2 separate regions of the Homo sapiens genome follow, and region 1 is linked to region 2. A link is a loop called in an ENCODE intact Hi-C map of the cell type or tissue named here. Cell type or tissue: lower leg skin. All regions are shown on one strand. Each heading gives the region's core, and the rest is flanking DNA. Links, peaks and the distances in the headings are about the cores only. Region 1 overlaps ZNF862 (zinc finger protein 862). Region 2 has its middle 28 kb from the start of ZNF862.

Region 1 (4,377 bases), core at 184-4,183, 58 kb after region 2:
AGCCGTGAGTGGGTCTCTGTGGGAGTAGTTCTGGAGCTGAGGTGGAAGCTAGGGGAAGCAACTCGCCCTCTCCACGTCAGCATCAGCGTGCTCCGAGGACACCGGCCAGTGCCTTCCTTAGGTGGTGGGAAAGGGGGGTCCCTGTGCAGCGGGGCCACTGAGAATGCTGTTTGTCATAAAATTTGCACTACCCGATTTCTCAAGGGGCACAGGCCTGCTCCGTTCCCCTTTGTCAGCCAATGGCCAAGAAGGAAGAAGATGACTGCCATCTTATTCCTGAACTTCCTCATTCAGGACCCCCGTGGAAACACAGTGAGCATCCTTATCAGAGGCCCTGGCCCAGGCTGGCCCCTTTGCTTTGTTTGGAGAGGCTGGCTGAGTTTCAGCCCCTAGTGCTGGAGACCCCCTTGTTGGAGAGGCTTCCTGTTTATGCCTCACAAGAAGAAAAACCACAGGGCTCTGGGAGGGGAAGAAGCATGCACTCCCGCTTTGGCTGGAGTCCCAGCGCTTGTCGCCACCCTCCTCCTTGCCTGTAGTCTTGACAGCATCCGTATGTACGTGTCCTGGCATTTCCCCTCCCTCTCCCTGATGACTGATACCCACCGGGTCTGACATTCCAAGTAACCAGTATGTAACTGGTAGTTTGATCCCAATAGCCATAGCGACTCCAGGTGGGAGTGAGGGAGCCCAGCCCCCTGTCCTGGAAGATACCTTAGAGTATGTGACCGCGCTCCAGACCCTTGCTTCTCTCTCCTGCAGAGGATGAGTTTCTAGGGTGCTAAGTACCTATCAGAACAGTGTGGAGGGGCGGGTCCCTCATACAGGTGTGTGCTTAGCCAAATACAGTAACTGTGACTGGCCCAGGGATGTTCTCTCCTCTATTTTCAAAGATGAAAGGAGGTTTTAAAAACCATGTTTGATTCCTAACCTTTTGCTACCTGAATAAAGCAGAGTCTATTTCAACACATCTCTGTCTTGTGTGTCCCTAAGCGAGGACCAGGAGCTCAGAGAAGCTGACAGAACGAGCTCTGCTCTCACTCACGAGGGGACAGGGCCAGGAACAGAGGTGGGCAGGGGAAGTGCCTGTGTATTCACCTGATTTTTGTCTTTCAGTTTCTTTCCTCTCTAGTCCTTCAAAGTGAGCTCAATCATTTTTGCCAGTTAGAAGGTAAAGATGAGAGTTGGCTGTTTGGTGAGTTATAATTAAGGGCTTGGCTGCCTTTTCTGGAGTACTGCATAGTTTACAAAGTGCTTTCACATACATGATCTAATTTGGTTTACTGAACTTAGAAAGGTAGACTTTCAAGGAAAAAACATCGATTTCCACCAATAGTAAAAGCTACTGCATCAGACCTGTCACTCAACAGCGCTCCTTGAGGCCTAGCTCCTGAGATCCCTCTGGCGAGCCCTTGCGGCTCCACATCCTCGGGACGGCACGCTCCCACGGGACTGGAGCAAAGGTTTCAGAGACTCGGGATACAGCCAGATCTCTTCGGTGAGGAGACTCAGTCTTACTCGAGTGTATGTGATTTTTAAAAAAGACATTGAAACAACTATGGAAACAGAGGCAAAGGCAGCAAGGCTTTGGGTTTGCGACTGGGAATCCGTGCGGCCTCCCTTTGGTGAAGACCTGACCCCGTGGTGGGGGTGAACAGGGTTTCCTTGACCCCGTCCCAGGGTTCCCTTCAGGACAGATGGATTTCACTAGGGGAAGCGTGATGCTGGTAGCCTCCACTCTCAGGCTGGGCAGGGTAGGCTCCCAGGGAGGCAGCTCCCAGCGCAGCCTCTTCCATCACTCCGGCTGGAGCTAGAAGGAGAGAAGTGAGCTGAGGCTCTAGAAAGTGCTGCACTCCTGCCTTTCTTTTTCCCAAGGGTGCTCTTGACATCTGGAGTGCAGTCAGCAGGCCTTTCCGAGTGGGCTGGCTGCCTCAGATGCCTCAGTCCCTGTTGCTGGGGATGCTTCGGTGGGGCCTCCTCACTGTGGGCCTTCTCTTGGGTCAGTGTGATCCTCGTGTCCCTTCCCTGTGCCAGCGACACTCGTGGGCTTCACGTGGCTGGCCCCTGCTCCCAGGGCTCTTGAGATGCTGCCTCTGACTGCAGCTCCTGCCACACTGGCACCTGTGTGGCCGCTGCTCCCCTCTGCACCTGGGAATAGCTGCCCAGAGACTTCCTGTTTTGAACCTTTTGCCTTGCTCAGGCAGCCAGCAAGGGCCCTGGCACTCACAACAGAAGGGCCCTGCAGTGCTGCGGCTCTGCTGGCGGGCCAGGACAAGCTGTGGGGCGCAGACACACTGGGCACACTCCAGACAGGCACAGGGCCTCTGGGCAGTGAGTTTGCAAGTGTTTTGTGGTCCTGGATCATGCACAGGCTTCTTGGCAGCCAGGAGAGGCTGTCTCTGCATTTAGTGTGCACACCTGAAAGAGCGGCCCCTCACCCACTAGGCAGTGTCCTCCCACATCCCCAGGAGGGTCTTCCTGTGCCATCTGAGGTCCACTTAGTGGAAAGCCTTTGCCACACCAGGACACTTTCAGGACTACTCCCCCACGTGGCTGTGCTCATGGTGGCCAGGGCTATATGGCTCTTGAAGCTCTCCACACACTTGGCACAGATGGATGGCTTTTCCAGTGGAATCAAAAGGACTCAGGCATTCTGAGGCCAGTCTGGCCTTGGGGTTTTTCAGCTTCCCAGAAGCCTGCAGAATCGTTCTGGGGGGTTCCCAGTTGCCTCCAGAATCATCTTCAGTCTTGTTTCTGACTGTGTTACCAAATACTGTGGAAGAAACTCAGATGTTAGCCTAGTGATGGGGACACACTTCTTTTGTTCAGTGTGACCTGCTCAGCCTCTAGCCCCCAGCCCCAGCGAGATGACGGATAAGGCAGCGTCCTGTGGATGCCAGAGCCGGGGCCAAGTGTGGGTCAGCATCCCAGCTCAGAGGAGCGGCCCAGTTTGTCTGAGAACACTGAAGTCCCAGAGCCCTGGGGAGGGGCTTCTGACCAGCACTCCTCCTGCTCTCATTCCAACACACACAAAGGGAATGTCCTGGTCCAGGGAGCCAGGGCTCTCTTGCTGCCATGTGAATAATTCCCTGTAGCAGCCACTGCTAGACAGCAAGCTTGGGAAGCCTTCTTATGCAGAAATCAAAGTCATTTTTATAAAAAGTGTCACAGAGTCCCTTATGAAGACAGCTGGACAGAGCAGGAGCCGACCCTTCCCTGACTGCCCAGTTCAGTGAGCCCGGTAAAATATCTGCCGTCAGCAGCCTGCCATGAGGTGCAGTGAGGACCTTCTACTTCATCCCTCCAAGCTGAGTCGTATCATAAAATGCATACTTTATGTTCCTTCTGCCTGTAGAGAATCAGAAAGCACATGATGGAGGTTTCAGAAAAGGGCTTGTGAGATCGAGCATGTCAGAGCTGAAGATCTGTGTCTGTGAGACATGTCCTCCTGAAAGAGCACACATGAGCTGACATAGCCACGGCGCCGGATTGCCCTCACCCTGATTGTCCCATCAGTGTAGCTTGTCTCAAGAGGTTTACACTGTGGCTGTGTTTCTCACAGGTTACCCAAACTCCTATCATAAAGGCAGGAAACAGAAGTAAAAAACCTGAATCCAAACCACAGGAAGTGCTGCGGAGATACTGATTCGTGGGTTGATCAGAGCCCAGGAGGCACTAAAGGCTCAATGAACATGGTGATCTTTGTGCAAGAGATGTTCCATCAAGGCTTACCTGGCTGGGTGGTAGCTTTTTGGCCTCTGTTGGGGGCTGGGAATCCTTCACCCAAAGCTCATGTTCCCTTTCAAGTCTACAAGTGATCTCTGGTTTGGCAGCAGCATGCACTGTAGGGAGAAAGACAGCCCAGTGCCCCTCAACCCACACTGAGCGCACATAGACCCGTGTCAGTCCTGAAGCCTGACTTGCACCACCCATTTAATGCCCTGGGCTCACCCTATCAATTTGGGACAGCGGGGGTAGGTTGTAAACCTAAGAGAGCTCCAGAAGTAGGCAGGGCCTGGCATACAGGTAGGGATGTTTATTTCAGGGCAACTTCAGGAGTGCCAAGGGCTGATAAAACAGTGCAATTGTCATAATATGTTTTCCCACTGCCAGGGCCCTTGAAGGAGAAACAGGCTCAACTAGTCACAGAGACAACCATGCTCTGGGTCTAGTTCTCCCTGACCCCACAGGCCAGGAGTGCCCCTATTAGATGGCAAGCAAGCAAGGGGCCAAGGTCCTCACCCAGCAAGACTCCCAGCTCCTAATTCCTTCTTATCACATCCTGGTATAATTCCTTCTACTCATGGCCACCAGAACAATGGGTGGAAGGTAGGTGGTTACATCATTAAATGTCACAGGCCTTATTTGCAAAGACAGAGA
Region 2 (4,377 bases), core at 177-4,176:
TCCGGGCAGGCACTGCACCCCCAGCTGCCTTTGGGGGTGCTGAGTGCCAAGGCCCCACCATGGAGGCTGAATTCTGCAGCCTGCGGCCATGTCCAGGTGAGAGCTGGGACTGAGGTCCTGAGACCTCCTTAACCTTCCAGAGAGAAGCCAAGAAGACTCCCATCACCCCCCACCCTGAACCTCTAGAAAAGTGCAAGAGACTTCATTAAGAGATGCTGCTAAGAGGTTGTCCCCAGAGACTCCTTGAGGGTCCATTCCCTAACAGGGCCCCTCCTCAGAATAGCCCCAGCTTCTCCCTAGAGACCAGCCCAGTTCTAGGCTGAATCCTGGAGCCCCCCACAAGCAGGTGTGAGGCACCTTAAGTGGGATATGACGCTGCAGGTGAAGCGGTGGAGGGGTCCCCAGGGGTGTCTGGGTGGGAGGAGGAGAAGGTGGGGTGGGCATGGGAGGCAGGGCCTGCAGTGACCTGGGCACCACCCCCAGGTCCTGGTGGGGAGTGGGGCCCTTGGTCTCCGTGCTCCGTGCCCTGTGGTGGTGGCTACAGGAACCGCACCCGAGGCAGCAGCTGCGCAGCCTCATGGAGTTTTCCACCTGTGGCCTGCAGCCCTGCGCAGGTGAGGCCTGCCCTGGGGACCCTCCAGTTCTCATTCTTACCAACCCAGGGCACTGTCAACCCCCTGTCTGCCACCCCAGCACAGCCCTGTCCCTCGGCCCTTGTGCAGTCCCCATGACCACCCCACCCATACCCAGAGCTGGTGCCTCTCCCAGGTTGGGAGCTCAGGGGAGAGCTGAGTGCTCTGGGGCTGGGCTGTCAATTTCTATGTCCCCAGGGCCAGTGCCTGGCATGTGTCCCAGGGACAAGCAGTGGCTGGACTGTGCCCAGGGCCCTGCCTCTTGTGCAGAGCTCAGCGCCCCAAGAGGGACTAACCAGACCTGCCACCCTGGCTGCCACTGCCCCTCTGGGATGCTTCTGCTGGTGAGTGTCCCCCTGCCTGGCCCCAGAGAGGCCTCTGTACAGCCTGGGGACCATGGGGTGGCAGGGAAGGGACAGGCAGGATCTGGACAGCGAAGAACATAGGGTATGGGGCTAGAGACAGGGAGACCCTGCAAGGTTGAGGAAAGGGTACTAAACTCATGGGTTACAACTCAGCTCCGGCAGGAACCAGCAGGGGATCCTGGGCAGGTCTCATCCCTCTCCCCCTAATCTCTGTTTCCTCACTGGTAAAAATGGTGATAGGTCTAGAAGATCTTTGTGAATTGTCCCTGCTCAACTGCTCTGTCCACTATGTTATCACCAGTTATTTATCGAGCACCTACAGTATGTTAGTCTCTGGCTGAGCTATTCTGTAGGGAAGGAGTAGTCTCTGCCCTCAAGAAGCATCCAGTCTGGGGAAACCAGACCCAGAGTCCCTAAAATGAAGCTAGAACCATCAGACGGGCAGGAAGTGAGCTTTGCACATTGTGGAGTGGAGTGGAGTGGGCTGGGTCAGCCATGGAGGGCTCCCTGTAGGAGGTGATCCTGACTTGAATATCAGAGATTGGAGGGTGTGGAGAGTAGGGAGGCATGGAGGGCTTCCTGAAGGAGGGGGTCCTGCACTTGAAGATCCAAGATTGGAGAGCAGAGAGGTGGCCACTCTAGTCAGAGGGTGGTAGGAATTGGGGCTAGGAAATGCCGGCTGTGTGGTGGGATTGAACAAAGCCGTGGGGTGTGGTTAAGGGACACGTTGTAATCATATCTGAGTCCAAATCAGGCTCTTTTACTGGTAGCCCTGCGAGCTTGGGGATAGTATTCCCGTGCCTCAGTTCCTTCCTTTGTAAAATTGGGGTAAAATTACAGCCAGTCACAGGAGTCAGTGAGACGGTGCAGGGAAAGGGTTTCCCAGGCCCTGGCCCGTAAACTTCAGTGCGTTCGACTTTGAATCATGCGCCACAAGACAGTTGTTTCTTTTAAATCTGAAGGACTTCTGTCCAGATTCCCTGTGCACAATGTTTTTCTGTTTTTATTTTGTTGATGAAAATGTGTCTTTTCCTACCATTGCTGTACAAATTGCATATTTCATGTTTTCATGGCTGACTTCATGGGGATTCGACAGTTCAGTCTCATGTCCTGCAATTTTTAAGATGGTCTTTTTCTCCTAGAAATTGGAGGGTCCACGTCCCCACGTCCCCACGGCCCCCAAGCCGATGGTCCGCATTTGCCTGGCAGGAGGGCAGAGGGGAGAGCTGCATGTCTGTGGAAGGAGAGTGGCTGGGTTTTAAGGGGGAGCTTGAGGATTGCATGCTGGCTCTGACCAGGGTGGGGAGCCCAGGCCCAGCCCATCTGGAGCCAGAAGATGATAGAGGGTTTCGATTCCAGAACAACGTGTGTGTGCCCACCCAGGACTGCCCCTGTGCCCACGAGGGGCACCTCTACCCCCCGGGCAGCACTGTGGTTCGTCCATGTGAAAACTGGTGAGACACCGCCCCCATCCCATTATGGCCCTGTGACCTCTGACGACCTGCTGTCCCTCCTCAGAGGCAGGGATTTTGGCTCCAGTCGGGGACAGAGACACATGTGCCCCCCACCCCCAGCCCCTCGGCACAGCCGTCCAGCCCTCTGAGGCTGCACCCTCCTGCGCCCCTCCCTCCCCCTGTCCCCCACCTGTTTTCCCTCTCCCCACCTGTGTTAGCCTCCTGGGGCTGCTGCCACCGAGTGCCATGCACTGGGGAGCTAGAGCAGCGGCCCCTGATGGTCTCACAGATCCTGGAAGCCCAGGATCAAGGTGTTGGTGGGTGGGCTCCTTCTGAGGGCTGCAAGGGAGACTGTTCAAGGCCTTACTCCTCTTCTGGGAGTTTGCTGGAAATCGTTGGCACTCCTTGGCCTGTAGGTGGCCTTCTCCCTATCTCTTCATGTCATCTTCCCTCATTTTCTCTTTTATAAAGGACATAAGATGCATTAAAACTAGGGCCACCTCAGTGACCTCCTTTTAACCTGATCACCTCTGTACAGACCTCATCTCCAAATAAGCTCCCATTCCCAGGGACTGGGGGCCAGGACTTGAACTTGAGGGTTTGGGGGGCCACAATGCAGCCCATAGACCAACCAACCCTCTGCTGCTCCCCACAGCTCCTGTGTCTCCGGGCTCATCGCCAACTGCAGCTCCTGGCCTTGTGCGGAGGGTAAGGAAGCGTCCCCACTTCTGACTTGCACCTCGGCTCCCCCATCCCTCAGCTGCAGGAGTGGGCCAGGGCTGAGACTGGGGGAGGAAAGCCATCAGGAGAGATGGGGGGCAGAGGCACCATGCTCCATCTTCAGCCTGTCCAGCCTGTGCCTGTCCCCCTCCTGCCTGCCCGCCTCCTGGATATCCCCTAGGTGAGCCCACGTGGTCACCCTGGACCCCTTGGAGCCAGTGTTCAGCCTCCTGTGGCCCTGCCCGGTGCCATCGGCACCGGTTCTGTGCCAGGTCCCCCAGTGCAGTGCCATCCACCGTGGCTCCGCTGCCCCTGCCAGCCACCCCCACACCTCTCTGCTCAGGCCCCGAGGCTGAAGAGGAGCCATGTCTCCTGCAGGGGTGTGATCTTGAGTGCCTGCCTGCCCTGCCCGCCTGGACCCTCCTGGGGAGCCCAGGGTGGTGCCCACTGTACGCTGTGGATGCTGCTGCCTTGTACCAGCTGTGCCCTGGCCCCAGCCAAGCCCCTCCTCACTCCTTCCTCTGCTGTGTCCCCAGGAGCTGGGGGATGGGGTCCATGGGGGCCCTGGTCCCACTGTAGCCGGAGCTGTGGGGGAGGCCTGCGGAGCCGGACCCGGGCCTGTGACCAGCCCCCACCCCAGGGCCTGGGGGATTACTGCGAGGGGCCACGGGCACAGGGGGAGGTCTGCCAGGCTCTGCCCTGCCCAGGTACCTGCCAGGGATGGGGGTGGGGGTCAGGGACAGAGGAAGGGGAGTTAGAGGAAGCATTCCAGGGAGAGAGGCCAGGGTGGATGGCCCCACACAGTTCTCAGCCCATCCTGTTTGCCCTCAGTGACCAACTGCACTGCCATTGAAGGGGCCGAGTATAGCCCCTGTGGCCCTCCGTGCCCTCGCTCCTGTGATGACCTAGTGGTGAGTCCCAGCTCCCTTGGCACTGCCACCTGACCCAAGGCCCACTTTGCGGGAGGGCAGGGTGTGGATTTGGGCTCACGGCCTCTTTGGCTGGGGCCTGGACAGCCCAGCACAGGAAGGCACGGGTGGGGGCCCTGGTTTCAGTTCACAGAGCATGCCAGGCCACCCCAGAGAGACACCAGCCTCTCTCCGCACAGAGCCAGCCTCACCTGACAGCCTTTGTCTGTAGATCAGACATTTCTCACATTAAAGTGTTATGACAAAAATGGCATAAACACAAAGGAAGGGGGAAATC

The links. Peaks named below come from ENCODE experiments on the same cell type or tissue, not always from the same donor. Only the 100,000 strongest peaks of a DNase experiment are listed, where the experiment ranks them.
Region 1: it touches region 2 in a loop (8-fold over the local background); 4 of 110 quality-filtered maps call a loop at or near these places.

What each region holds. Positions count from the first base shown.
Region 1 is chr7:149,866,513-149,870,889 of GRCh38, forward strand. It overlaps ZNF862 (zinc finger protein 862), which reads left to right. Exons shown (of 8, transcript NM_001099220.3): 8 at 1-967. ATP6V0E2-AS1 (ATP6V0E2 antisense RNA 1) reads right to left here. Exons shown (of 4, transcript NR_027040.1): 3 at 3,730-3,839; 4 at 1,182-3,346. Among named protein-coding and RNA genes, the nearest start is that of ATP6V0E2-AS1, 5.2 kb to the right of the region's middle. In lower leg skin, for the core only: no CTCF peak of the experiment used is centred there; DNase peaks (open chromatin) are centred at 348, 2,139 and 3,599.
Region 2 is chr7:149,808,559-149,812,935 of GRCh38, forward strand. It overlaps the pseudogene SSPOP. Among named protein-coding and RNA genes, the nearest start is that of ZNF862, 28 kb to the right of the region's middle. In lower leg skin, for the core only: no CTCF peak of the experiment used is centred there; no DNase peak of the experiment used is centred there.